Regions from separate parts of the Mus musculus genome. Here region 2 is linked to region 1. The links are chromatin loops, found by intact Hi-C in ENCODE. Cell type or tissue: left cerebral cortex. All regions are shown on one strand.

Region 1 (2,500 bases):
GGGCCAAAAAGTGGGAGTGGGTGGGTAGGGGAGTGGGAGGGAGGGTATGGGGGACTTTTGGTATAGCATTGGAAATGTAAATGAGGAAAATACCTAATTAAAAAAAAAAACAAGTGAAAACAGTTTAAAAGTAAAAAAAAAAAAGTTATAATAATGAGAAATCCACCGAGAGGAGCTGTCATTGCCGAGATTTGATGATTCTCAGAAGACAAATTGTTTCGTGGTGCTCGTGTGTGCGTGCACGTATGTGGGCATGCTTTTGTGTGCGCACGTCTGTGAAGCAGACCGGGGGCTTCTCTGCAGACCGTGTGCCACTTTGAACAGTTAGCAGCTGGCTTATGGTGGTTGTCAACTGCATTTCACACAGCGCCCTGTTGGCAGTTGTTTGGCTAAGGGTAAAGACTGTAGTTTAGAAATACAGCAAAAGGAGGTGGGGTCTAAAATCTCTGTCTTGAGTTTCAGAAACCTCCTCTGTGAAAACTGCGTGGAAGGGTGTTTGTATTCCACAGGAAAACCTGACGGGCAGAAAGCAAGTCTGGTTCTTTTTTATCTTTAGCCATCAGTTCCTTAAAAATTATTCACACGTTTCTTCAAAATAGCCGTTTCTTTGTTTTCTTAAGAGCCCAAATCTCTCTAGTCCTCAAATCAAATTCTCAACTAAAATCAGGAGGTTTAAAATTCAGTTATTTTAAGTGATACATACTCTTAAAATGTGTGTGTCTGCTAAGTCGCTTGTATTGGAGATGCAGAAAGTCACACTCCATAAAATACAGGAACACATGTTAGAGGAGGGGAGGGGAGGGGAGGGGAGGGGAAGGGAAGGGAGGGGAAGGGAGGGGCAGACACTGAAGAGGAGGAGGGGAGAAGATTTAAGTTTTATTTTAACCCCCAAATGGCAGATGCAGAGTAAGGAGGCATCTTGCTCTGTGCAGGAGGAGGAAGGCAGAGTTAGCAGGAGGTCCTTCTGGGACCTGCAGTTCCTGTGACTTCCTTAAGGCCACTGTGTGTGCTTTCATGGGAGCCAGAACTGGACATAGGAACTTACAATGTCATCGGGAGTTCAGGGTAAGCTGGGCTGATGGAATGACCCCAAATAGTGAGTACTGTTGTGGGAAGGTGGGAAGACGGCTGCTTATAATGGCTTTGGGGGGATAATACTTCCTTTGCTTGCCTTGTCTCCCTTTTCTGTGAGGAAGCCTGGGTTTGATGGTAGCACCTTCACCCCGAAGCCTAGGAAATTGGTAGTGGGTGTGTGTGAGAGACAAGGGCTACACATACTGAGCCCAGGTCACCCGGGCTTGTGCTAGCATCCTCCCCGTGCACTTGGTGACCTGGGCGTCAGGAACAAGGCAGGGTGATAAGGTTAACGTTCTCATCAGTCATCTGTCCAAGGCATATTTGCGCACACCACATGGATGATATTTTGACTGACTAGAGCCAGGTTCAATGAATCTTTTGCATCTTAGCTTACAGTTGCAACTGGGCTTTGATGGCATCAGACAGGGAAGTACATGGTTAGGTTGTAGCTCCTGCACACCAAGGTGGTGGCTTCCTAAGGAAGAGAGCTTTAAAGGTGGGGGTTATTTTACCATAGGCCATCTAAGAATGGCCTTTTCTCTGAGTAGTGTCAGACCCACTTCCCTGTGCTCTGAGGTCAAGGGCATGCCCTGCAGTGAACCTGTGGGTCAGGGCAGGTGTTGGCATGATGGGAGACAGCATCCATTGGCAACCCTACTTCCCAGGGCTTCAGCTCAAGGCCCACATGATCAGGGAGTTTGTGGTTGACAAGTCGATACTTCCTTTCTGAACATGTGTCAGTGGAGAGCCCAGTACGAGACTAGTAGGTCAAGCCTGGATACTGGACTATTGGCTTTGTGAATGCATGGCCTCGTTAGTAGAGGTCTGGAGTGTTGTCCTTGGCGAAGTGTCTGTGGGGTATCTGGAAACTTGCTGCTTGTGTTTGTAAAGCCGTGAGCAGCTCTGAAATCTTATTGACGGCGGTCTCACCCATCTTCATAGCTTAGCTAGTTGGGCTGATTTGAGGCTAGAGACCTCAGCAGGGAGTGGCTGGGTTCTTAGAATGTAGAGTTAGATTCTCAGAGAGAAGGTCTTCTCTTAGGCCAGATAGCACTGTTGCCTGTGCCTGCCATGTTTGAGTCAGGTGCCTCTCTCCCTGCCCCTTCCCTTCAACCTATTCATCATGTACTCATGATCTGTACAGAGCGACACCAGATGCTGAGGCCAGAAAGATGTCCAGTTAAATGCAGTTTCTGCCCTCTTGGAACTGAGTCTGGTGAGAGGGACAATGGATCAAAGTCATGATGGGTCCTTGAGGCTTTGCTACCCAAACCAAATCAGTGGACTTCAGATACAATGTCTCAAAGATATTTACCAGTCACCGATTTTGATAGTCTGCATGTTCTGCCCTCTCTACTATGACAACAGTAATCTCTGCGTGGTTGCGTCGTTATAAAAGAAGCCACAAGCGCCTGACTCTACA
Region 2 (2,500 bases), 99 kb before region 1:
GCCTTTCTGAAAAAGTCCGATACTGGCCTTTTATACTCCTGTACGTGGAATGCCGCAGTTCTCCCCTCAAATTCTTGGGAGTGTGGAACTTGTCGTATTCAGAACCAACGCTGTGTTTTTCCATGTGTTCCGTGGACCAGCTGGGTCTCCTCAATCTTTGTTTTGATTTGAACAAGCCTGGGCTTGCTGTCTCCTGAGTTTCTGTGTGGTACTCAGACAACATCTCCAGCATGGTGTTGCTAGGAAATGCAGTAATGATCATGATGCTGGATCAGCCTCTCTTGCCGCCCATACACACCTGCCTCTGCCATCTGCTAAGGATGCTTCTGGCACCTTGACCCTGCCATGCAGAGATGCTCTGCTGTGCTTTGGCCTGTGAATATTAGTTTGGCCGAGAAATTATCAGTGACATAGATCCAGTGCTGGGTGTTCGTTACTAAGCGCTTTGGACCCTGATCTAGTCACACTCTGGAAAAGAGGTACCAATAGCATTCAAGTCTACTTTATACCCTAGATATGTACATTATCTGTAAGTACACACATGTACACTTAAGTGTGTATGTTCTCATACATGTATATACTGAATTGATTGGTTAAGTCTGTGAAAATAGTTTTTGCTGTTTCTTGCCCCCCTCCCCTGGATTTGTTTAATCATGTACTGTTTGTTTTTCTGAACAACCAGTTAGTTTTAGGCTGAAAAAGTTCCTCCGTGGCCCCAGGTAACCCGGTTCAAATGCAGAAGGGAAGGAAAGTGCCTGTTCCTAAGTGCCTGTTCCTGGTTTCCCGCGTCATCATTCCTCTGAGGAGGGTTTTTTTTCTGTGCATTTGGGCAGACCTAAGACCAAATTCATAACAGCCAGCGGGGCTCCTGATCTCACTCACCAGCACTAGCAGGTCTGGGGACAGATGGTGAGGTAAAGGCAAACAAAGGCTCTTGGCTTGCTGCTAACGGAAGCCGTGGGCATCTCCAATCTCTGCTTTCCCCACAAAGGCCCTGTCTGCAAATTCCAGCATTGCTATAGCAGCCCGTGCTGTGGAGGCCTGTGTGTTTGGTTCTGTGTCTAACACAGACCTTTCTGACTTCCCGGAGGTATAGTGGAGGATCCGGTTGTACCTTTCCTGGGAGACACTGAGGTGAATGGAAGCAGTGGTCATCCAGCAGTGGAAAGCTGGGTCTGTGTTTTTACCCAACCAACCCTCTCCGGTCAGCTTTGGTAAGGGCGTGGTTCCTTGGCTTCTCCAGTTGAAATTGATGGTATTTACTATTTTATTGTGAAGGGAACTTAGTGAGAGTATGCAGGAGACAGGCTTTGTAAACCCCAAAACAATATAGACACAGGCATTGTTTCTCCCAGTCCTCAGAGAGTGGATTGTGGGAAGCTAATGCCCTTACTGGGCCATGTTTCAGTGCCAGGAACAGCCAAAGATGTCAATAACTGTCCATTAATGATGGGGCAGAGAAGTTGTCTGACTCCATGGAAGCCAGGGTTTTATAAATTAAGTGAGCACGCTCATTTGCCATTCATAGGGCAAATATTTATTGAGTGTCTACTAAATGCTGGACCCTGGGACTACAGCATTGAGTAAGATGGGTGGGGCTGTGATTAGTGTCTCCTGTAGCTTCCAGCGCTGGAAGCCATAGGTAGTTTTTATAGAGTTCAATTTGTTCGGTGTTGGTGGTTTCTCTGCCTCTTTGGTGATAAGATGCCTGTTCTGGGGCAATGAGAATGACATCTGAGAACTTTATAGGGCAAGTGGGAAGATGTGTTACTGGCCTTTGGAATACGGAAGGTGAGGAGTTTCTGATCTATCCTAGGCTCCTTCCTCACGTCGCCTGGATTTTGGCTTGGCCTCATTCATAGGCCATCTAGCTGGGGACTTTATTGCCTTCCATAAGCAGTCCATCCAGTTTTAAGTAGCATTTATCTTTGGAATGTTCTTCCTCATCCTGAGCAGAAATCCGCCATCCGTTATTTCTGCCCATCAGGCCTTCCTCTTCCGTTTGGAGCGGACAGGAGCAACTGCCTTTTTTTTTTTTTTTTTTAAGCCACCATTTGTTCTCCCTTCTTCCTTGTTCTCTATGTGTATGGTATAGATGCGAGCGTGTGTGTGTGTTTGCACGTGTGTGGGCACATGTGTGTATGTGGAGGCCAGAAGTGGACCTTGGTTGTTCCTTTTACTGTACCCCACCTTATTCACTGAGGCATGGTCTCTCACTGAGACTGTGATCACCTGGTGGCTAGTCTTGCTAGCCAGCTTGCTCCAGGGAGTCCCTGTTGTCTCTGCCTTTTGAGTGCTGGGATTGCAGGTGGGCCTACATACTCACCCAGCTTTTACCTGGGTGCCAGGGATAGGAATTCAGGGCTTTGTGCATCAAGGTGCATCCCCAGCACCCCATATTCCTAGGCACTTTTTCCAGTTTCCATGTCCCTGTATTAACCCAGTCTCCTTCACGTCCTCATTCCCGTGATCATCTCTACCCTTCACCCTCCTGCCTCCT

Evidence for each region. Peaks named below come from ENCODE experiments on the same cell type or tissue, not always from the same donor. Only the 100,000 strongest peaks of a DNase experiment are listed, where the experiment ranks them.
Region 2: it touches region 1 in a loop (2.2-fold over the local background); 2 of 42 quality-filtered maps call a loop at or near these places.

Annotation. Positions count from the first base shown.
Region 1 is chr6:118,978,349-118,980,848 of GRCm38, reverse strand. All of the region lies in intron 3 of Cacna1c (calcium channel, voltage-dependent, L type, alpha 1C subunit), which reads left to right. It overlaps Gm50599 (a long non-coding RNA gene), which reads left to right. Exons shown (of 2, transcript XR_001785462.2): 2 at 1-2,500. Among named protein-coding and RNA genes, the nearest start is that of Gm50599, 35 kb to the left of the region's middle. In left cerebral cortex, a CTCF peak has its summit at 995; a DNase peak (open chromatin) is centred at 472; H3K27ac peaks cover 1,603 bases.
Region 2 is chr6:119,077,526-119,080,025 of GRCm38, reverse strand. All of the region lies in intron 1 of Cacna1c (calcium channel, voltage-dependent, L type, alpha 1C subunit), which reads left to right. Among named protein-coding and RNA genes, the nearest start is that of Cacna1c, 30 kb to the left of the region's middle. In left cerebral cortex, no CTCF peak of the experiment used is centred here; DNase peaks (open chromatin) are centred at 193 and 937; H3K27ac peaks cover 1,164 bases.